5 separate regions of the Homo sapiens genome follow, and all the other regions are linked to region 1. A link is a contact called in ENCODE Hi-C or POLR2A ChIA-PET data. All regions are on one chromosome and are shown on one strand. Each heading gives the region's core, a stretch centred on a gene start or an enhancer-like site at or near the end of the contact. The rest is flanking DNA. Distances are from core to core; before and after follow the strand shown. Region 1 holds the start of INPPL1 (inositol polyphosphate phosphatase like 1). Region 2 holds the start of MYEOV (myeloma overexpressed). Region 3 holds the start of LIPT2-AS1 (LIPT2 antisense RNA 1). Region 4 holds the start of FADD (Fas associated via death domain). Region 5 holds the start of PGM2L1 (phosphoglucomutase 2 like 1).

Region 1 (4,349 bases), core at 1-2,500:
CGGGGGCGAGTGCTAATAATACCCGTTCGTTCCGCAGCCGCGCTTTACAGTTTACACAGCTGTCACCTTCGTTTCTCCTTAATTAATAATAAAAATAGCCGCCGTTCGGGAGCGCGGGCTGGGCGCCAGGCCCGGTGCCGAGCGCGGTACGAGCTCGGCCCCCAGAGCCGGCCCTCGCCACAGGATCCCCATTTTCCAGAGCGGGAAGCCGACGCTCAACCCCGCGCCGCGACTTGCCCGAGGTCACCCAGTGGGCCAGCGGCTCCGGGACCGAGGCGCGGGGCGGGGTGAGGCGAGGCGCGGTGCTGCCCCCGGCTCCCCGGGGCGGCGCGGGGCGGGGCGGGCGGCGCGGAGGGCGGGGGCGCGCGCGGATGGCCATCTTAAGTGGCCGCCTGGAGCCCAGGGCCGCTGTCCGGGGAAGGGGGCGCCGGAGCAGCCCGGGAGGTGGGGGTCTGCGTGCGGCGGCCGGGATCCCGGGAGGGAACTTTCTACTAGACGGGCCAGGGATCCTCCTGGCTTCGGACTGCTGAACCCCCTCAAGGCCCGGCCTGCGGGTGTGGGGGGTGGTGCTGGGGAACTTGGCCGAGAGGGGGAAGGGCTCTGCGGGGCTGGGAGGGGCTGCGTGAGAGGCTCGAGAACGTCGCACCTCGTCTGGGCCCCCCGCCAGAGTAAGAATCTTCAGAAGCCTGGTTAGCCAGGGAATCTCCCCGCAGGCTTTGCCGGGGGACGGTTCCCGTGGAGTTGGGGGTTCAGATCTAAGAGGGGGCTGCATTTCGCAGGAGTTGGGGGCCCCGCCCGCTTGGGTGGAGGGAAGAGGATGGGTAGGGGGTGGTCCTGGATCCTTCGCAGGTTTGGGGAACTCGATGCAGCCAAGCTGTAAGGGGGACGAGAGGAAGAGCCATGGAGTGGAATCAGACCTTTATGGGGCTTAGGGGTCATATCATTGGGAGAACTGAGAAGCGCTGAATTCTCCAGGGGGTGCCTGGATCCCGAAGTGTCGGGGCCAGGATGGGGGGACTCGGATTTCGATGGGGATTTGGGGACTGGATCTCCTCGGGTGAATGATGGGGGCAGGATCATTGTGGGGTCTGGGAGGTCCCGGGCCCTTCGGGAAGGTGGGGGCACCGTCCCCGCAGGAGGAGCTGGGGGCAGGGGCGGCCCGGGCTGCGGGCCGAGCGGAGGGGGAGGGGGCGGCAGCCGGCCCTGCGCTCCGCTCCTGCCCCTCCCCCGCCGCCTCTGAACAAACTTTTCTTTCTCTTCAAGTTGAGGCCGGCGCTGCAGGCAGCGGCGGCTGCGCGGTGAACGAGGCGGCCTGCGCGGCGGAGTGCTGAGTCCCGATCCCCGGCTCTGTCCGGCCCACGGATCCTCAAGCCCGGGCCCCGGGCCCGGCCCCAGCCTCAGCCCTGAGCGTCTCGGGGCGGATGGCGCGGGGCGGCGGGGGCGGGCGGTGCTGAGCCCTGCGCGGGCCATGGCCTCGGCCTGCGGGGCGCCGGGCCCGGGGGGCGCCCTGGGCAGCCAGGCCCCCTCCTGGTACCACCGCGACCTGAGCCGGGCGGCCGCGGAGGAGCTGCTGGCCCGGGCGGGCCGCGATGGCAGCTTCCTGGTCCGAGACAGCGAGAGCGTGGCGGGGGCCTTCGCGCTCTGCGTCCTGTGAGTGGGGCGGGGGCTCCTTGCGGGCTGGCGTGGACCGGGAGCGCGGGCACGGCCGGGTGTGGAAAGGGCCCGGGTGAGGGTTTCTGGGGCGGTGGGACGCCAGACCCGCCTCCACCCCCCAGAGTGGGAGCCTTGGCTTTCTCCTGGGTCTGAGGAGGGACGCAGGGGCACTTCCTGCTGTGTGTCTGGGGGCACTTTCAGGAGCCTTGAGGGTAGAGAATATGGGGTTCTGTGGCCCAGTGTGACTGTGATGACGAAAAATTCGGGCATTCCCCGGCAGACCCCTTCAGGCATCCTCCAGGTAGAAGGGAGCAGGGGAGAGGATGTGCATTCCACGTTGTGTGCAGTCCCGTTTGGATAGGGACTGAGTGGTGAGCAGGAGAGGGAGTCGGGGCAGAGGGACTGACGGGGTGTGTGGGGATGCCTGGCAGCTTCCTTAGGGCCCCTTTCGGTGCTTTGGGGTTCTGCCTGGCCGTGTATGGGTGGTGGGGGCGGTGATGGGTGGTGTAGAGAGGAAGGCTTGGGGAAGCAGAGGCTGAGGCTGTATGGGACCTTGCCATTATTTCTGAACCAATGAGTGAGTGTTTGAGCCCTGGCTCTGGGCTTGAGCCCTGGTTACCTGGCTGCCCTAGCCCTGAGCTATGAGTGCTGAGTGAGAGCAGAGCCAGACTTGGTGCTTCTCTGAGTGGGCCAGGTCCTGTGGCTGTGCCTTTCAGCCCAGTGTGGTTGGTAGTGGTGCTGGGGTGAGTTAGCACTCTTGGTTTTGCAGCCTTCTAGCGGCTTTGTACCTCCTGCCCTGCAGTCTGACATTGAGTTGGCTTCTGTGGGCCCAGTGAGTGGGAATCTGTGGGGGCTGCTTTATTTAGATCAGTTATTTAGATCTTTATTTAGATCTTTCTTAGCTCTGTGAACCCCCTCCCAAACTCCTGTCCCACTGTACCTTCCTTACCCCTTTGTTCTCCTGACATCTTTGGTCGGGGCGCACATTAGCCTAGACCAGGGGAGACCTTTTTTTTTTTTTTTTTTTTTGAGAAAGAGTCTCGCTCTGTTGCCCAGGCTGGAGTGCAGTAGTGCAATCTCGGCTCACTGCAACCTCCGCCTCCTGGATTCAAGTGATTCTTCTGCCTCTGCCTCGCCAGTAGCTGGGATTACAGGCGCTCGCCACCAAGCCCAGCTAATTTTTGTATTTTTAGTAGAGATGGGGTTTCACCATATTGGCCAGGCTGGTCTTGAACTCCTGACCTCAAGTGATCCACCTGCCCCGGCCTCTCAAAGTGCTAGGATTACAGGTGGAGCCACCTCGCCCAGCTGGGGAGACATTTTTAATTGTCACAACTGGGATGGTGCTATTGACATCTAGTGGGTAGAAGCCGGGGATACTGCTAAACATTCTACAGTGCACAAGAGAGTCCCCCACAACAAAGAACTGTGCAATCCAAAATGTCAGTGGTATGGAGGTTGAAAAACTCTAGCCTAGGCAATTGACCCAACAAGGAAGGGGCCCTATAAGTCTTAGCTTAGGCCTCAAGTCTGAGGCCCAGTAGGGGGAGACTAAGGAGGGACAGACTAGGCAGATGAATATCCCCAAGTCCTGCTTCCCAGCCCCCTCTGAGGCATACCCCCTAATTAGGCTGGGGAGGGAGGCAGGTGCTGGGTCAGCTGTTGAGTGGGAGGGGGACAGCTGGGGCCTGTGTCTGGGTGAGGAACATTATTGTCCCAGGAGGGGGAGAATCCTGGCCTCATTGCCAAGGGAGGCTGTGAATGGGGTGAGGGGTCTGTCTGTGAGTGGGGGCTTCAGGTTTGCCAGCTGACTCTGGCTCTTCCCCGCATCTCAAGAGCCTGGGGGTAAGGATCAGACGTGGGCGATCAGACGTGGGCAATATCTTAGATTTGCCAAATACACACATACTTGCTTACCTGTATACATTCCGGGTGTTCATGGATAACATGCAAGACACGCCCCTGCCCCAGCAGGCACAGGCAATCTGACCAGCAAGCTAGGATACTGGCCCTGGCTTCTGCCATGGTTTAAAATCCCAACTCCACCTTTTACTTACTCTGTGGCCTTAGGAAAATCACTTTTATTCTTTGAGCCTGTTTCCTCAGCTGGAGAATGGGGATAATAATATCTGTTTAGAAGTGTGAGAATTAAGTAAGATTTATAGGACACTGGGTACCCAGCGTGTCACAGATAGGATTCAGTTAATGGTATGCTATTGTAATAAACACAGATAGTGTTTGTAATAGTCTACAAAGGAACACCTGGTGACAGACACTCACCCAGCATAAGCAGCCAGGAGAGTCACCTAGGGTGACTCCTGGGTGACTCCTTGGGGAAGCATGCCCTGAGGTGCGGAGGCAGAGGATCTTCCATCCCCCGCTGATTGTGCACCTGGCTCAGCTGCCACCTGCTCAACTGCGGCTCCTGTCTGTCAGCACCCCTCTTGCCCCTCCTTGGCTTGGGGCTCCTAGAGGCCCAGGTCTCCCATGGGGGCCCTCTTTGGTGGGAAGGCCTAGGGTGATGCCCCCACACTCCTCGGCACAAGTGCCCTAGACATACCCGACTCCAGCAGAGCCAGAGAGCAGCATAAACACAGGAGGCATACACACGTGTTAGCACGTTGCCCGTGTGTGCAAATGGGCTAACCAGGCTTCTGAAGACTCTTACTCTGGCGGGGAGCCCAGACTGGTACCAC
Region 2 (4,783 bases), core at 2,284-4,783, 2.9 Mb before region 1:
AGGTAGAAATTTTGGTAGAACCTGACCCTTGGGGCCTGGGCAATAGATGATGCAGCTGTGCATGGTTTTTTAGAACAACCCAGGCTTCTGTTTTGTTTGAAGTAGGGTGGGACCAATGAAAAGCATGTTTTTAGGCTCAAACACATCTGAGTCCACATCAGGAATCTTTCAGAGTCCAACTGTGGCCAGCGAGGCCCTGAGTACTGGACAGGAGACATGCCTTGTGCTGACCAGTGCCCACATGCTGGTGGCTGCAACCTGGGCTGGCTGCTCACCAGTTGCTCACAGGCAGAAGGGTCAGGGCCAAGCCTGATCCCTCAGAGCAGGAGAGTTGGGCATGGAGTTGTGGCAGGTGGAACATCATATGCCCACGCCATTGGAGCTGTGGTCCCTCCTTGGCAGTGCTCTGAGGGAAACTGGCATCCCTGTGCCCCTCCCTTTAGAGTCTTTGGCTTCCTCATTGTGTCTTACTGCGAAAGAGCAGTCAGACTGATATGGATGATGGGAGGAGCTGCCCTTTGGCTCAGAGGAGGAGTGTCAGAGAAGGGGTCACAAAGACAGCTCTGTAGGCTGAGCCAAAAGCAGTATAGGGTAATGTTAGGAGCAGGTCTTGGTGCAACTGCCTGGGTGCCCCTAGGTTCCACTGCTAACTTGCTATGTGACTGAGCCACTGTACACTTTAGTTTCCTCCTCTGTAAAATGGGGATAACAGTAGTCCTAGCCATAAAGTTGTCATGAGGATTAAATGAAATAGTGTGGGAAAACTACTGACATGTGGTGCATGTTCAGTACAAGTTATCCTCACCATTATCATCATCACCACCATCATCATCATCATCACCAGCATCATCATCATTACCGTCATCACCATTACCATCATCACCATCATCATCATTACCATCATCACCATCATCACCATCACCATCACCATCATTATCACCACCATCATCACCATCACCATCATCATCACCACCATCATCACCATCATCACCAACATTATCATCAGACCACCATCATCACCATCATTACCACCACCATCATCATCATTATCATCTTCACCATCATGATCACCATCATCATAACCACCATCATCACCATCATCACCACCACCATCATCACCATTATCATCCTCACCATGTTCACCATCATCATCATCACTATCACCACCACCACCATCATCACCATTATCATCCTCACCATCATCACCACCATCATCACCACTTTCATCACCATCACCGTCATCACCATCATTATCACCACCATCATCACCATCACCGTCATCACCATCATCACCACCATCATCATCACCATTATCATCCTTACCATCATCACCATCACCATCACCACCATCATCACCATTATCATCACCATCATCAACGCCATCATTATCACCATCATCACTATCATCACCATCACCATCACCATCACCAACTCATCATGATTTAACAGGTGGGCTGGCAATCTGAATGTTGAAGACAGAGGGAGAAAATCAACCTGGGGCAGTCAGATTTCTACAGTCCTCCCCAGCAGGACCCAGGTGGGCTACTGGGAGTCCCAGAAGCAGATATCAGCCCAAAAGATGAGCTTTGATAATTAGAGTGAGGCTATGGTGAGACTGAGTGACACTGCGGGGTGCCAAAATAATCTAGGGTTGTTGGAATGCTGACAGCAGACAAAAGTAAGATAAGGTATCTCCTGACACCACCTCCTTCCATCTGCTCTCAGACGGGGCTCTTTGGAGAGGATCTGCCAGGAAGAACTGAGGTCTTATGCCACCTCCACCTCTACGTAACCTCAAACAGGCGTCATCTTGTCTCCTGGCCTCAGTTTCCTCATCTGTAAAACGGGGACACATCAGGATCTGCCCTCAGCAAGTTGCTGAGTGCCTGCCCTGAGCAGCCGGTAGGTGGCGCTGATGGGCTGGTGGTTGGGTTGGGGGAGGCTCGCATAGGGTCTCTGGAGGTCCCAGTAGGGCACTGGGGAGACCTCCCCTGATTCCCTGGAGGCAGAGCAGAGCTCTTGTCTTTGCAGGAGCTGCAGATTCTGCCTTGGGTATCTTAGAAGCTTTGTACAGGCATCTCCAGCTCAGTGGGAACCAAATGCCATCCTATCTCCCCACCTCACTGGTGTCACCATCTTCCTGGGAGCTGTCTGGATAACCCTCTCCCTGGCCCTCACCTTTAATTTGTCCCTGAGTCCCATCAGGGTCACCCTCCATCCCACTGCCATCTTCCTGGGAGCTGTCTGGATAACCCTCTCCCTGGCCCTCACCTTTAATTTGTCCCTGAGTCCTATCAATCAGGGTCACCCTCCATCCCACCACCATCTCCCACCTGAGTGAGAATGGGAACCTCCTCTCCCACTCCCTCCAATTCCCCTCCACTACAGCTGGGGGAGGCTTCTAAAATGCCAAATATAGCCCAGTTTCTGCAACTTGCAGGGTCCCCAGCCCTCGGGAGAAAGTCCAAACCCCTGACAAAGCCTGTGAAGCCCCCTGAGGCCCTGTGGGTCTGGGGCTAGCTCTGGGCTGCAGCCCTGTCTCTGGTCATAGTCCAGCATCCACCACGGTCCAGGTGCACTGAGCTGCCGGCCCTCTCTCCCCTCCGCTGGCTCCTTCCTCCTGACTGCCCGTCTTTCCCTGGCCTCTCTATGCTTCCCGCTGGCATTGACGACAGTGTCCTGGAGAGCTGGGCAGGGAGGGCTGCCTTGGGTTCCTACTGTGTGCTCCACCTAGTGCTGGTCTTGGCCCTTAGCAAGTGCTCAGTACACCCGTGTGGAATTGGGCGGTGAGGGTAAAGGGAGGAGGAGGGAAGGGCCAAGAGCTCCCTGTGCTCAATGAAGAGAGGGACTTGAGCAAGTACTCATTTTTAGTACTTCCCAAGATGTGTACAAGAGGCCTGGGGCCAGCAGAACTCCTTGCCCCTGCCCATCCCCCTCCAGTCTATGGGGTCCACCCCCAGCTGCCCAGCTGTGAGGCCTCCATGGCTCAGCTCCTCATCTATTAAGTGAGGACAGCAGTCGTCCCCCTCACAGCGAGGCCACGTGGGTTACATAACTTTTTCTTAGGGTGCCTGGCCTGCAAGAAACCCCTAAGAATGTTCTATATTCCTAGGCCCACTGTTATTCTTAATATTACCCAGGAAAGGGTGGTGAAGCGAGTAAATAAATGAATAGGTGAATGAATAAATGAATGAATGAATGGCACCCTAGCCCCACTGTCTTCTGGGTGGCTTCAGGATCCTTGAGGAGGTTGGCCGTGTAGGTTCCCCTCAGGTAGGACCTAGGTGAGCTGGGGAGTCTTAACTCACCCAGGGCAGGCCTTAAGGTTGGGCACACCCATGTGTGGGCTCTGCCCTGGCCTTAACCGAGAGAGGGAAATGTTGACGGGGAAGAAAGCCCTGCCCACCAGGCAGCCCCACCCACCTGGGCTAGCCCCACTCACAAGCAGCCCCACCCACCTGGGTTAGTCCCACCCACCAGGCAGCTCCGCCTACCTTGGCTATCCCCCTCTGAGTTCTTGCCTTGATTCTCCTGTTACTGTCCCGCGAACCCACATCCCTACAAAGCAGGAAAGTATGCTTGGGAGAGGCCAAGTGAGTGGGGAATCAGCCCAAAGCCAGGCGTCCAGGGTCTCCCTCACCTGAAGCTGACTTTTTCCCCACCTTGGACAGAGGGCGGGAGATGCCATCCCCACTGAACCCAGTGCTTTCACCAGCCATATTAGCTCCCACTCACCCCCCGTCGTGGAAGCCTCGGCCGTCACACCTGCAGGGCCGGGGCGTGCATGGCCTCAGGGATGGCCTGTTCAGCTGCTGGGTGACTCGGGTCCAGGTGCCTCACCACCTGCTGAGCTCTGTGTGATTTCTGGACACTTCTGCTCGTTGCCTTTGGGCTCAGTGAAGAGTCTGGAGTTTATCTGGAGTGAGGTGGCCGGTTCTTGGTGGGATCTGAGCAGGTAAGAAGCAGGGTCTTTCTTATGTTTTAAGGAAAGCCCTGTGGCTGCTGGGTGGGGGACCAGCTGGAGGGGCAGGAGGGCAGCAGGTGACTCATTACAAGGCTGGGGCCATCATCCTGTGAGAGCTGGGCATGACCAGTGCAGGTCAGTGGGGTTGAGGGTACAGACCAGTGGGACCCACAGACGGCTCGGGAGTGACCAAGCCTCTGCTGAGCTGCCCAGGTCCCCTCTGGTGGACACCTCCTACCCGGAGCCCCCCAAGGTGGTGCCAAAGCTAGACCACCATACAGCCAGAGGCCTCCAGGCCCTACCCACGACAGCCCAGCTGGCTTCTGCCCAGCCACCGTCACACACAGAGGGCAGCCGTCCCCATGGTCCCTAGAGGCGGTTGAGGACCACTGTGCCTGGAGTCATCTGTGGCTATAAACCAGGAGGAGAAGGCTGCCCACCCCCTGCCCCAGAGATGGGGAGGCTGGGGCCACCCGGTGGATTTGGGCAGGTCCCAGCTTCCAGGATCATGAGGTGAAAACGTGAAGGGACCCTAGAGGCCATGGGGACCCAGGCACAGAGCGGCGGCCTCTCATCCTCCCCATGGTCAAGGAGGTCAGTGCCTTCCCGGGGTGGATTACGGATGGTAGTATCTTCCTTCTCCTCAGAGTCCATTCAGGAGCAGGAAAGTTCATCTCAGACCCTAAATCCAGCCACGTCATGCCACGCTTAACACCTCTAACAACTTCCCCTGGCACTTAGGACAGCGTCTGGCTCCTTCCCTCGGCTCATGGCCCTCAGAATCTGCGTCACATACACCCCAGCTCTCCCGATAGGTCT
Region 3 (4,840 bases), core at 7-2,506, 2.3 Mb after region 1:
ATGAGTACTCTTCAGTTGGGGCTGTCCTCTGAGATCAGTGTGCACTTGTAGATCTCCTTAAAGGCCACAAGGAAAGGTGGCATTACTTCTTCCACGGTGACGTGCCTCTGGAGCTCCTTACTCAAGGAAGTGACGCCTGTCCCAACCAGTCCACAGGGCACGATGTGCTCAAACCACGTGAGGTCGGTAGAGCAGTTGAGAGCCAGGCCGTGGGATGTGATGTGCCTTCCACAGCGGACTCCTGCAAGGCAAGCCAAAGGGTCTTAGAGTAGATACCCTCCACTCTCCGGGCTTTGGTGTCCCTCTCAGGGCGATGAGAAAACTGGATTAGATCACCGGTTTTCAAATTTTGTTTCTGGAGAAACAAGGGATTGTACTCAGATGGGAAAAGGAAACAAATGAAAGGAAGGGGTGCGTGGCTTCAAGCAGCTGCACTCATCATGAGGATTCCAGGAAATGTCTTTTAACAGATTCCAATACTTAAAAAAAAAAAAGCTTGGGGACAGGCGCAGTGGCTCACGCCTGTAATCCCAGCATTTTGGGAGGCCGAGGCGGGCGGATCACGAGGTCAGGAGATCGTGACCATCCTGGCTAACACGGTGAAACCCCATCTCTACTAAAAATACAAAAAATTAGCCGGGCTGGTGGTGGGCGCCTGTAGCCCCAGCTACTCTGGAGGCTGAGGCAGGAGAATGGCGTGAACCCGGGAGGCGGAGCTTGCAGTGGGCCGAGATTGCGCCACTGCACTCCAGCCTGGGTGACAAAGCGAGACTCTGTCTCAAAAAAAAAAAAAAAAAAAAGTTTGAAAATTAGCACCCTTATTTGCCATGACATTGTCATTCGCAGGACGTAACCTGGCAATTCACTTCTCTTGTCTCTCCCTTAACAGAAATGCGTGTTGGACTAGATGTGAGGAGCCTTCTGCTTCTGAATATACGATATCTGAAAAGGGGCTTAAAAACTCAAACGCAGCGGGTAGCTGTGATTCAAAACCCGCGCTAGATACGCCTCCTCCCGGCCCTCACCTCCGTTGGTCCAGCCCCGTCAGACCCCGCCCCCAGGCCTCAAGCTCCGACCTCGGCTCTCAGGTACCGCCCTGCTCCGCGGCGCTCACCGATCGCGCAGATCTTGCGATCGTCTAGCCAGACGCCAGTGTAGGGCGGGGGCCGCGCGCGGGCGTCCTGCAGGCCCTGGAGCTCGCACAGGCGCACGGCGCACGCCTCCAGCGACGCTACGTGCATGCGCAAGCGCAGGCCGAGACGCCGCAGGTCGAGTACCGGGTGGCAAAGCAGCTGGCCCGGGCCGTGGAAGGTGGCCAGGCCACCGCGGCCTGTGACGCGCACCTCGGCGCCCAAGGCCCGTAGCCGCGCAGTTTCCTCGGGCGTCAGGCCGCCGCGCAGCCCGGCCGTATACACGGGCCCCGCGGGCTCGCAGAGCAGGAGCGCGCCCGCCTCAGTCCCCGACGGGGCCTCAATGCCTGGCTCGGCCTGCAGCCGCCGCAGCCAGCGGTCCTGCAGCCCCAGTAGCTCGGCGTACGGCACCCGACCCAGGCGCACCAACCGAACGGCGGGTTGCCGCATCGTGCCCACCGTTGCGTCCGCGGGGCCCCGCCCTCTCCGTGGGCCTGGGGGCGTGGCCTGAGGGGCGGGGACTCGGGGGCACACCCCGAGCCGCAGCTCCCAGGTGCGTGTTAAAAGCTGGAGGGGGGATATGTGATCCCAGGACCAAAAGCGCGGGGCCAGACTCATCGGTTCATTCAACAACCAGTATTTAGTGCCTGCTGTGTTCTGCAGGCCCTGCCATAGGCGCTTGATACAGCGGTGCATAGCGTATGAGAAAGATCTGTCCTGGTAAGCTTACATTCTTACAGCAGACGATAAGTATTTTAAGTGTTAAGTAAATAAGGTTATTTCACGTATAAGGTGTTAAATGCTATGAAAAGAAAAATAAAACAGGGTAACGTGGTGTGTCCTGTGTTGAGCCCCTGGGGGACGCAAGAGGGAGATTAGCTTGCCTACAAGGTTATTGGTGGAGGTAGGGAGAACTTAAAGATCAGCACCTGTAAGAAAGTGAAGGAAGCAGGAATTTGTAGGCAGAGGAAGAAGTTGGCCTGCAAAACAGTTGCAGCAGAGGCCTTGACCAATCCCAAGGCATGCTTGGAGCCTAGGATGACCCTTCAGAGTAGTTCCACATTAAAGCAAGGGGGCCAGAAACTCTTATCCTTGCATTGACCAGTCATGGATACAGGCTACACCTGGGGAGGAGCTGTGATTTTTTTTTTTTTTTTTTTTTTGGCAAGACTGCTTCCCTCGGTGGAGGGCGGCCCCCAGAGAAGGACTCAGTTGTGTATCATCAGTAACCAACTCCAGAAGCTGAGGGAATGACTGTCTAGGCCCTGAGGGGGTGTCTGGACCACAACATCAGCTATGTTGCAGTTAGAGTATCATTTAAACAAGTCTGAATTCAATGAATTTTTACTGAGGACTTTTCAGACACCATAGGTGTCTGAAAAACATTTCATAAACATAGACATAAAGATCCTAAGCAAATATTAGCAAATCAAATCCAGCAATTTATAAAAGGATTAATACATCATGATGAAGTAGGGTTTATCCCGGGAATGCAAGGTTGGTTTTGCATTCTGAAATCAAACAATGTAATTTACCTTAAAAGAGAAAAGCCTTCATTGGAAGAAATAATAAAAATTTTTTTTAAAGAAAAGCTATGATTATGTTAAAAAATACAGATAAATCTATTGGCAAAAATAAACACCTCTTCTGACCAAAATACTTAGCAATCTAGGAATAGAAGAGAAATTTTCCAGTCTGATGAAGGGTTCAAATTATCAATCAGGGTTTGGACAAGAGAAATCACATATGTACTATTTTAATTAAATGTTTTATTTGAGAAAATTGGACACTCATATGCAGTTGTAAGGAATAATATGGACAGATTATATGTACCCTTTACCCAGCTTCCCCCAATGGAAACACCTTGCAAAACTGTAGTACAATATCACAACCAGGATACTGACATTGATAAAGTCAAGATGCAGAACATTTTCATCACCACAAGGATCCCTCATGTTGCTCTTTGTAGTTACACTGCTTCTTAATTCCTGGCAAACGTCTGTGTTGTATAGATGGAATCATACAGAGTGCAACCTTTTAGAATTTTTTTTTCACTCAGCATAATTATCTGGAGACTCATCCAAGTTGTTGCATGTATCAATAGCGCGTTTCTTTTTATTGATGAGTAGTAGTCCATAGTATGAATGTACCACAGTTTGTTTAGCCATTCACTCACTGAAGAACACCTGGGTTGTTTCCAGTTTTCAGATATTCTGAGTAAAGGTACTGTAAACATTTGTGTACAGGTTTTTGTGTGAACTAAGTTTTCATCTCTCCGGAATAAATGCCCAGGAGTGCAGTTGCTGGGTTGCATGGTAGTTACATGTTTCGTTTTTTAAGAAACTGCCAAAATGCTTTCCAGAGCGGCTGTACCATTTTACATACCCACCACCAGTGTATGAATGATCAAGTTTGTCTGCATCCTCATGAGCATTAGCTTTTATTTTAGCCATTCTAATAGGTGTGTGGTGGTGTCTTATTGTGATTTTAATTTGTATTTCCCTATTGACTAATGATGTAAGACATCTTTTCATGTGCTTATCTTCCATGTGTATATTCCCTTCAGTGAAATGTCTGTTCATGTCTTTTGCCCATTTTCTAATTAATTGTTTTTCGTACTGTTGAGTTTTGAGATATCTTTATATATTCTAGATATTAGCCCTTTGTCAAATATGTGCTTTGTAAACAGTTTCTCACAGTGTATGGCTTGTATTTTCATCCTCTTAACCGTATCTTTTGCAGAGCAAAAGTTTGTCATTGTGATAAGGTCCAATTTATCCACTTTTCCTTTTATTGATGCTTTTGGTTTAATAACTCTTTGCCCAGCCCTAGATCCTGAAGACATTCTACTGCCTATTTTTTTAAAGATTTTTTATTTTACATTTAAGTCTATGATACATTTTGAGTTAATTTTTTATTTATTATTATTATACTTTAAGTTTTAGGGTACATGTGCACAATGTGCAGGTTAGTTACATATGTATACATGTGCCATGCTGGTGTGCTGCACCCATTAACTCGTCATTTAGCATTAGGTATATCTCCTAATGCTATCCCTCCCCCCCCCCACAAAATTGACAAATGGGATCTAGTTAAACTAAAGAGCTTCTGCACAGCAAAAGAAACTACCATCAGAGTGAACAGGCAACCTACAAAATGGGAGTTAATTTTTAAAATAGGTGTAAAACTTTGGTTGTTGTTGCGGTTGTTCTTTTTTGTTTGTTTGCATATACATGTTACATTACGCCAACACCATTTGTTCAAAAGGCTATGTTTCCTCCATTGAATTGCTTTTATGCCTTTGTCAAAACCAGTTGGACATATTCGTGTGATCCTATTTCCAGTTTCTGTATTCTGTTCCATTGATCTATGTGTTTATTCCTCTACCAATACAGGCTGAGCATCCGTAATATAAAAATCTGAAATCTGAAATGCTCCAAAATCCTAAACTTTTTGAGTGCTGACATTATGCCACAAATGGAAAATTTCATACCTGACCTTATGTGAGTTGCAGTCAAAACACAGGTGCACAACACCCAGTTCATGCAACATCCCCAGTGGGAAAAAAGACCCCCCCAGCTCTCTTCTGCTGCAGTTTTTCTGCTCACACCTGGATTTCCCCATGCATTCCCACAAAAAGTAATTAAATGGCATGCGTGCAGGCTGGACACGCCAACAACAGGTTTCCCACAATGCCCCACATGGGGCCA
Region 4 (4,368 bases), core at 494-2,993, 2.0 Mb before region 1:
AAGTACTCATATGTTCTACATCATGGATGAACCTTGAAAATGATGCTGAAAACAGCCAGACACAAAATGCCACATACTGTATGGTTCTGTACACATGGAATGTCCAGAATTGGCAAATCCATAGATTTTAAAAAGTAGATTCGGCAGGGCACAGTGGCTCACGCCTGTAATCCCAGCACTTTGGGAGGCTGAGGCTCACTTGAGGTCAGGAGTTCAAGACCAGCCTGGCCAACATGGTGAAACCCTGTCTCTACTAAAATACAAAAATTAGCTAGGCATGGTGGCAGGCACCTGTAATCCCAGCTACTCAGGAGACTGAAGCAGGAGAATTGTTTGAACCCGGGAGGTAAAGGTTGCAGTGAGCCCAGATCGCACCACTGCACTCCAGCCTGGCCATAGAGCGAGACTCTGTCTCAAAACAGCAAAAAAAAAAAAAAAAAGAAAGAAAGAAAAAAAAAGTAGATTCGTGGTTGGTGGGGGAGGGGAGGAGTACATGCTAATGGGTTTCTTCTTGGGGTGATGAAAATGTCCTAAAGTTAGACAGCAGTAAGGGTTGCACAACCTTGTGACTACACTAAAAACCACTGAAGTATAACTTTAAAAGGGTGAATTGAATGGTATGTGAATTATATCTCAAGAAAACAAACTCAGCTGGCATCAGCCCCTGCCCCACCCTGTGGTAAAGCTGGGTCCTTGTTGGCTGGTGAGGGCTCTCCTAATCTGCACCCCCTCCTCACCTCCAGACCCACGGCATTGCTGCTCCTGGAACCCCAGCCGTCCCCTGTGCTCTGCTCTTCTGTTCTCCGTGTGCCCAGCTCTTCCCCCCACACCTAGGTACCCGGCCCCTCCCAGCCTTCACCTGCGCCTTTACAGAGGCCCCATCAGACCACCGGGCCCCCCACCCTCCACACGCCCACCCCGTGAAGAGACTCCCTTTCCCCTGGCTCTTCTGAATTTCTGGCATACTATACGATTTCCTTATTTTTCCTTATTTTTATTTTTTAATAGAGACGGGGTCTCACTATGTTACCCAGGCTGGTCTCGAACCCCTTGTCTCAATCAATCCTGCCTCAGCCTCCCAAAGTGCGGGCATTGCAGGCTGAGCCACCACGGCCGCCACGACCTTCTCTTCTGGAGCGTGTCGCTTTTGTAATTATGATGTAAACTCCGGGCACGCGGGGACCCTCGCGCTTCGCTCACTAATTTGTCCCCAGACCCTACTACCTGGCACAGTAGGCGCTCAATACTGTTGATTGAATAAACGACTGCTACTTTGGAAATCATGTATTATTTAAATCACATGTTTAAACGCACATAAACTTCTGAGTAGTGTTTTCTGCACACACAAGATGTCTCCAGGGGCACCAAAGAATGCATTTTCCACGTTTGTCCCTAAACGTTAATGCATAAGTAACCTTGGTCACCAACAGATGTGAGGGCACGTGACGTTCGGGCTGCGCCCTCCCCGCCCCGGCCCTGCACACAGTAGGGCCGCACCGCGCTTTGCAAACAGGTGGACTCGGCAGAGGCGCGACCGCCCTCACCGCAGAGAGCTGGGCCACCTGCAGGCTCTCAGGACACCCAAGGCCCCACCTCCCACCCGGAAAAGAGACGATACGCCGGGCGCAGGCGCAGAAGCCGCGCCCGTCCGCGGCGCCGCCAGCCAGGGCGGAAACGGCTGCGGCTTCGCTAGGGACGCATGCGCGGGTCCCTTAGTTTTCGCGAGATAACGGTCGAAAACGCGCTCTTGTCGATTTCCTGTAGTGAATCAGGCACCGGAGTGCAGGTTCGGGGGTGGAATCCTTGGGCCGCTGGGCAAGCGGCGAGACCTGGCCAGGGCCAGCGAGCCGAGGACAGAGGGCGCACGGAGGGCCGGGCCGCAGCCCCGGCCGCTTGCAGACCCCGCCATGGACCCGTTCCTGGTGCTGCTGCACTCGGTGTCGTCCAGCCTGTCGAGCAGCGAGCTGACCGAGCTCAAGTTCCTATGCCTCGGGCGCGTGGGCAAGCGCAAGCTGGAGCGCGTGCAGAGCGGCCTAGACCTCTTCTCCATGCTGCTGGAGCAGAACGACCTGGAGCCCGGGCACACCGAGCTCCTGCGCGAGCTGCTCGCCTCCCTGCGGCGCCACGACCTGCTGCGGCGCGTCGACGACTTCGAGGCGGGGGCGGCGGCCGGGGCCGCGCCTGGGGAAGAAGGTGGGCGCGGGGCCGGGCCGGGGGAGCCAGGGCCTGGTCGCCCGGCTGTAGGTGCTGCGAGGCTCCTCCGGTTGGCCTCCAGGCGCCTCCCCTTTGCCGGGTTTGATTTGCGTGGGTTTTCTCCGTACAGCCCTGGTTTTGCAGATGGGAGAGCCAGAAACGCAGAAAAGTTAACTTATTCGAGGTTGCAGGGCGTGGACACGCACAGTCCTTTTTCCTCCACCCACTTCTGCCCGGGTAAATTAGAAAACTCACTGAAGAAAAGATGAGTCAGAGAAGGTGTGGGGGAGGGGCAGAGGTTGGGTGAGCCTGCCTCGCATCATTTCCTTTCTGTCTCGGAATATGCTTTTCACGGCTGTCTGAGAGTAATACTAGCATTCAGTAACTCCTACCCAGGGGCTTACAGTGTGCCGCTTACCCTTGTAACTGCCAAATACAATTTTCGCAGTAGCCCTGTGGCTTAGATACTGTTAGCTATCACTGTTCCCATTTTACAGAGGACAGGACTGTGGCTCACAGGTTAAGTGGCTTTGTCGAAATGCGCAGCCGATAACTGACGGAGCTAGGCTTGAGCCAAGCAGTCCGGCCTCCGGATGGGTAGTGTTAGCCACTACACTGCCTCTCTGGTCAAGTTCATTGTGGAGTGGCTTCCTGTCCTGCTCTCGGTCACTCCCTCTCCACCCTCGCCTGTGGATTGCAGCAGCTTCCAGGATAAAAAAGAAACCCTGAGTACAGCAGAGTTTCTCAGCCCTACCCCCCTTGTTCTCAGAGTCGGGAGAGGCTTGGGAGTGCTCTGGGGACGCCTCTCAGAGGCTTCAAGCTGTAGCTTGGAATCAGCCATTCAGTCACCAATCAGATAGGGCCTAAATGTGTCACCATGGGTTTCACTCTGTAAAGACTGGTGCCTGTTGGGGACAGGATGGACAGAACAGCTCTCTGCCTGAGAGCAGTCAAGTCCAGATTTTAAAAAAAATCAGTACTGAACAAACAAAACAGGACGTAGAAAAATCGGGTTTTATGGATATTTAATGTCTGGAAAAACACTGATAAATTGCATTTTAAAGGCGGTCTACGAAACATAGCTGACATTTGAGATGTATGTGTGCTTGGTTTTATTTATATCGTCATGTAGTTACTGTGTGCTGGGAAAAGTACACCAGAAGGTGAGCGGTGGGTATGGACAGGTTGGTAGCGGGCGACTCTGCCTTCCTCCCCAGAAGTTCAGCATAGCGGTTAAGGGTCGACTCTGGCACCACACTCTTAGGGTTTCAGAACATGGCTCTGCCATCGTCTAGCTACACGATCTCAGGAATGTCCATTAGCTTCCCTGTGCCTCAATTTCCTCATCTGTACAGTCATGGTAACACAGTGCCCAGCCCACAGGGCTGTCAGAGCTGCGGGAGCTGGTACACCTGCCAACGGTGTCTCAGAATTGCCAGTAGTCCAAGCAGCACCCTGTCCTGCCTCTCCTTTCCTCTCTTCACATTCCAGAAGCGGCCTTTTATGGTCTTGTGACCAGCTCCCTGATCTCAGTGGTGACGTCAGCAGATGAGGAGTATGGTAGCCAGGGACTGAAGACTGGTGGTCACTCGGGGCAGCTTTCTAAATAACAATTGGAGTGCCTACTAGTTTCCTGTGATTGCCATAACAAATGATCACAAATCTGGTGGCCTGAAGCAATAGAAATCTACCCCCTCAATCTGGAGGCCAGAAATCTGAATAAGCAGGGTGCCACAGACCGGCACACCCTCGGAATGCTGTTGGGGAGGCTCCTTCCGGGTCTCGTCCGCTTTGTGGTGGCTCCAGGCATTCTTTGACTTGTGGCCGCTTCACTCCAGGCTCACACGGCCTTCCCTGTGTGTCTCCTGCAAGGATACCTATCATTGGTGCATCCAGGTCATCCAGGATGATCTCCTCTCAAGACCCTCAGCTTACCTTTGCAAAGATGCTTTTTCCAAAGAACATTCATGGTTTCAGCAATTTCACGTGAACATACCTTGGGGTGACATCGTTCAGCCTGCTGTAGGGCAGGATGTGGGATCAACCCTATTTTCTTCCCTCCCACAACTCCCCAGCCCCTCCCTCAGTGTCTCCTGCTCTAAGTAGGTAGCTCCACTACAACTTCCTTTGGCACTTGAGTCTTCAGTGGGCCACGCCTCCTAGGACAGTATTAGA
Region 5 (4,372 bases), core at 1,515-4,014, 2.2 Mb after region 1:
GGTGCTAGCATTACAAGCGTGAGCCACCGTGCCTGACCTCTCTTCATTCTTTTTATGTATCCTATCTTCTAATGAAGTCTTCCTTGAGCATCTCAGTCCACCGTTTACTCCTACTTTTGAACTGCAAGAACTGACTGCCTACAAACCATTTAATTGCCACCAAAACTACCCTAGCATTATTATTTTATGTGCATTTTACAGGTTTCTTTAATATTTCAGTATATCCCAACAATGTATAGGCATAGAATGGACAATCAATAAATATAAATTCATTCAAACAATCTTTTAAAAATAATTCAGGGGCCGGGTGTGGTGGTTCATGCCTATAATCCCAACACTTTGGGAGGCTGAGGTGGGAGAATCCCTTGAGGCCCAGAGTTCAAGACAAGCCTGGGCAACATAGTGAGACCCCATTTCTAAAAAAAAAAAAATTTTTTTTAATTAGCCGGGCGTGGTGGCATGTGCCTGTAGTCCCAGCTACTCGGCAGGCTAAGGCAGAAAGATCACTTGAGCCCAGGAGTTCAAGGCTGCAGTGAGTGCAGTGAGCGGAGATCGCGCCACTGCACTCCAGCCTGGACAACACGGTGAGACCCTGTTTAAAAAAAAAAAAAAAAATCAATCAGGAGACTCATTAGGAAAAGTACAGTTAAAACTGGCACCTAAAGAGAACAAAAAGTCTTGCTACTCCAAGTGTGGTCCACAGACCAGCAGCATTAGTATCACCTGAAAATTCATTCTTTTTTTTTCTTTTCTTTTCTTTTTTTGAGACGGAGTCTCGCTCTGTCGCCCAGGCTGGAGTGCAGTGGCGCGATCTCCGCTCACTGCAAGCTCCGCCTCCCGGGTTCAAGCCATTCTCCTGCCTCAGCCTCCCGAATAGCTGGGGCTACAGGCGCCCGCCACCGCGCCCGGCTAATTTTTTGTATTTTTAGTAGAGACGGGGTTTCACCATGTTAGCCAGGATGGTCTCGATCTCCTGACCTCGTGATCCACCCGCCTCGGCCTCCCAAAGTGCTGGAATTACAGGCCTGAGCCACGGCGCCCGGCCGGAAATTCATTCTTAGGCAGAATCCAAGGCCCCACCCCAGGCCTCCTGAATCAGAATTTGTATTTCAAGATCCCCAGGTGATCTATAAGCACATTAAGGTTTGAGAAGCATTAGTTTAGACTGTAGAGGAAGAATTATTCGTCCAATATACATATGACCAATTAACACCAAATACCTCATTGTAGTTGCTTATTTGTTGGTCTTCCTCATCTGCTAACTGAGGCTTGTTGAGGGCAGGAACCCTTTCTATTTTCCTCACAAGTATTTCCTGGGTCTAACAAGACCTAAAACACGCACTCAGCATTCAATATTTTTTTGCTGAATGAATGAATGAATAAAGTAAAAACAAAACTTTCAGAAAGTGAAGCCTTAAGGAAATTCATTTGTACAACATAATGTCACATACTACCATACAAATTCCTTAATTCAGTGTCATTAATTCCATTTTAAATGTGCTGCCTTCTCTACTTCAACAAAGGTATTTTACGCACTTGACAAAGCAAAAGCTTGGATTATCTTCCTCTGTTGGAGCTACCAGGGACCTCTTTTACAAGTAAGATAGCTGCATTTTAATTCTGATTGTCACAAATTCATCCCAAATGCCCGCACGAGGTTTAATTACCACCACAACTTGGAGGTGGGGGCGGAGGGTGGGTGGGGAGGTGTTGGTAGAGAAGTAATGGTTAAGGCAAAAACAATCCTGTATTAAGAGTACCACATGAAACCTGGAAAACACGATTCCTTGAACAGATTAATTCCAGAAAATAGCTGCCAGCAGGAGAAAGAAGAGGTAAGCGCCTTGCCTTTCCCAACAGCAAAAGGTGATACTAGACAATACCAGGGAGTGATAAAAGGCCAGCAACTACCTAGCGACAGAAGGAGGAAACACACCAGACCAGAACTAAAGCGGATAGCGGTTAGAAACGCCCAGTAAGGGTGCCAGAAACCACTTTCAGGTATGTGGAGAAGGAAGTCAAGGGAGAAAAAGGGAAAGGAAATCGTTGTTTAGGGTATAACTTACAATGATGATGATTTTTTTTTTTTTTTTTTTGAAGAAAGAGGGAAGACAGCACTTGAAAGGAAAGAGGGTAAAGAAGAGGAAGGGAGGTTACAATTGAGAGCACTGCAGAAGGAAGCGATGCAGATGTTGCCGCCCGGCTCTGGCAGTCCGAAGGAGCAACCCCACGCATAGGTGGGTGGCAACGCCCTGCTCCGCTGCCCCCCGCTCGGTGTCCCGAGCCATCTCCTCTGCAGCCCGCGGGGCGCTGGGTGGGCACAGGAAAGAGCAGACTGTGTGGGGGAGGCGACGGCGTTTGCCGGGCTGACCAGGTACCCACCTTATCCCAGCGGAGCCACTGCCCGATGGCCGTGTCCAGCTGAGGGTCCCCGGTGTGGTAGGGGGCGTGGAGCAGGTTGGAGTTCAGATCCCCCTCTGTGTTTTCAGCCATGGCGACCAGACAGGCGTACGGGCCGGGGGCCGGCGAAGACACTGAGTTGGGGTGGGGGGTGGCTTGGGGTTCGCTCACCAGGGTCCAGGCGTCCCCACCTCACTGAAGGGCATCGGAGACCAACCGCAGGGTGTTCGTAACAGCTCCTGCCGCGGCGTCAGGGAACCGGGAGAGAGGGGGTTTATGGCCGCCTGCTCCCCAGCGGACCAGGTCCGGGTCTCTGGGCGAAGTGACTGAGGCGGTCGCGCCGCGAGAGAACAACAGTCCCAGATGTCTGGGTCCTGGCTCCGCCGCCGCCGCCGCCGCCCGCCCCGCCTACGGCCCCGCCCCGCGCCTTAGGCCCCGCCCCTTCCCGCCCTTGCTGATTTAAGTCCCCGAAGTTCTAGACTGGAGCCCGGGAGCGCGCTCCCCACGCCTCCGAAGTAGTGGGGGTTTACAGCCCGTCCGGGTGGTGAGGCAATAGTGCACGGTTCTTTTTATTTTTTAATTTGCCAAGGGTCTCCTTTCCTCGATCTGCTCTCACGGCTACCACTAGCAAGCTGCCTTTGCGCTTGCCCTGCAGGTCCCCAGCGCGCGCGCAGGCCCCCAGTTTCTCTTGGGGGCACGCGCCGGTTGGGGGAGGAGGGGCAGTGCGAGCTGTCCGCGCACTGCCTCACGGGAGTTGTAGTTCTTTCCTTTGTCTGAGCTCAGCGGAGACCGCCGCCGAGACTACGACTCCCAGCAGCTCCGCGTTCCCCCTTTCCTCAAAAGAAAAAGATCTACCTCGAGGTAGTTCCCTACAGACACGCCCTATCCCTATTAGTTATGCTGCGCTGTGTGGCCCTGGCATTAAATTAAACAAGGAATGACATAGTAAGGGGACAAAGTGGTATCCGTTTAGTGCTGTGCAGTTTACGAATCGCGTTCTATCGCCTCAATCCCTCAGTAAGGTACAGGGGCGTAGTCCTTTTCCGTTTCACACACAAAGAAGAAACTGACTCCCTGAGACACCTCTCCTAAGAGGCCGAGTTCGTGAGCGGTCAAACTAGGGTTCCAATCTCATTTCAGATCCCCTCAGCTGGCAGTTATTTTATTAGGTCGGTGCAAAAGTAATTGCTGTTTTTGCCATTAAAAATAATGGCATTAAAAGTAATGGCAAAAACGGCAATGACTTTTGTACCAATCTAATATCTCTGCTGCTATAGTAAACTAGGAGGTAGGGAGAACAAGATTACTGGAAAATAGATAAGGAAGTTGTTGAGGGAAGATGGTCGGCATTTAACCTAAATATAAGAATGTATAAGCATCACAAGATACCAAGAGCAATGGTAATGGGAATACGGAGGAAAAGGAAATTGGTTCACCCAAATTGAAATAGTCTTCCGTTACTTCTTAGCCGTCTCTCCTATGGAAAGCTCACCTAAGTTGAGGTCTGGGAAATGCTGAGAAGTGCTGACCTGTCAGCCACCTAGCTACTCCTCCGTTTCTTGGTTTGGCCTTCTTAGAATGGCTATGATTTTGGGCAAGTACATTACAACTCTTTCCCTAGTCAGCTTTTTTGTAAGGAAGGTATGATAATATTTACATCATGGCTGTACAGTAACTTAATAAATGGCATTAGGCTGCTTTGAGGTTCACAGATAAAAGACATATTAAGTTCAAAGTATTACTTTATTTCCTTTAAAGTGCCATTTACCATAATAAAATTCAAACTACCAAGGTACAAAAGGATTGTGGTACCAGTTTCTGAAAAACGTGCCATAGTTGGGAGTTGCAGTTTTTGCTAACGATTGTTTCTTTTGTGGAGTCAGCAGGACTCTTGTTCTTTTAATCACACAAGGCCTGGGCAACAGTCACGTGTCCTGGAGAGAAATTCATCTTCCACTACCATCACCATTAT

The links. Hi-C counts contacts between places; a loop is a spot of excess contacts on that map. ChIA-PET counts read pairs that join two places held with the same protein, here RNA polymerase II (POLR2A). Pooled maps may share reads with other maps.
Region 2: a loop to region 1 is called in a map with no recorded cell type, with 17 times the contacts of the local background. The contact joins the promoter of MYEOV here to the promoter of INPPL1 in region 1. A Hi-C loop is called at or near these places in 2 of 37 single-sample maps with no recorded cell type and 6 of 50 pooled maps. POLR2A ChIA-PET finds 5 or more read pairs at or near these places in 1 of 52 experiments (activated T-cell).
Region 3: a loop to region 1 is called in a map of B cell, with 21 times the contacts of the local background. The contact joins the promoter of LIPT2-AS1 here to the promoter of INPPL1 in region 1. A Hi-C loop is called at or near these places in 2 of 168 maps with a recorded cell type or tissue (B cell and naive thymus-derived CD4-positive, alpha-beta T cell) and 8 of 50 pooled maps. POLR2A ChIA-PET finds 5 or more read pairs at or near these places in 1 of 52 experiments (A549).
Region 4: a loop to region 1 is called in a map with no recorded cell type, with 14 times the contacts of the local background. The contact joins the promoter of FADD here to the promoter of INPPL1 in region 1. A Hi-C loop is called at or near these places in 1 of 168 maps with a recorded cell type or tissue (sciatic nerve), 1 of 37 single-sample maps with no recorded cell type and 4 of 50 pooled maps.
Region 5: a map of CD4-positive, alpha-beta memory T cell shows a loop between it and region 1 (18-fold over the local background). The contact joins the promoter of PGM2L1 here to the promoter of INPPL1 in region 1. A Hi-C loop is called at or near these places in 1 of 168 maps with a recorded cell type or tissue (CD4-positive, alpha-beta memory T cell) and 8 of 50 pooled maps. POLR2A ChIA-PET finds 5 or more read pairs at or near these places in 1 of 52 experiments (activated CD4-positive, alpha-beta T cell).

Annotation. Positions count from the first base shown.
Region 1 is chr11:72,223,517-72,227,865 of GRCh38, forward strand. INPPL1 (inositol polyphosphate phosphatase like 1) reads left to right here and starts at 1,251. Exons shown (of 28, transcript NM_001567.4): 1 at 1,251-1,650. The coding sequence starts at 1,469. RefSeq lists silencers at 207-606, 1,157-1,516, 1,527-1,736 and an enhancer at 3,142-3,501.
Region 2 is chr11:69,290,622-69,295,404 of GRCh38, forward strand. It overlaps MYEOV (myeloma overexpressed), which reads left to right and starts at 3,534. Exons shown (of 3, transcript NM_001293291.2): 1 at 3,534-3,955; 2 at 4,612-4,783. The coding sequence starts at 4,734. RefSeq lists an enhancer at 2,105-2,656.
Region 3 is chr11:74,492,124-74,496,963 of GRCh38, forward strand. It overlaps LIPT2-AS1 (LIPT2 antisense RNA 1), which reads left to right and starts at 1,257. Exons shown (of 2, transcript NR_171028.1): 1 at 1,257-1,850; 2 at 4,526-4,840. LIPT2 (lipoyl(octanoyl) transferase 2) reads right to left here and starts at 1,601. Exons shown (of 2, transcript NM_001144869.3): 1 at 1,115-1,601; 2 at 1-241. The coding sequence starts at 1,580. The coding sequence ends at 12. RefSeq lists silencers at 1,367-1,476, 1,587-1,836.
Region 4 is chr11:70,201,553-70,205,920 of GRCh38, forward strand. FADD (Fas associated via death domain) reads left to right here and starts at 1,744. Exons shown (of 2, transcript NM_003824.4): 1 at 1,744-2,193. The coding sequence starts at 1,908. RefSeq lists silencers at 2,154-2,233, 2,283-2,474.
Region 5 is chr11:74,395,669-74,400,040 of GRCh38, forward strand. PGM2L1 (phosphoglucomutase 2 like 1) reads right to left here and starts at 2,765. Exons shown (of 14, transcript NM_173582.6): 1 at 2,383-2,765. The coding sequence starts at 2,493. MIR548AL (microRNA 548al) reads left to right here and starts at 3,569; the gene lies at 3,569-3,665. RefSeq lists enhancers at 414-915, 916-1,415, 2,507-3,128, 2,860-3,229, 3,129-3,749.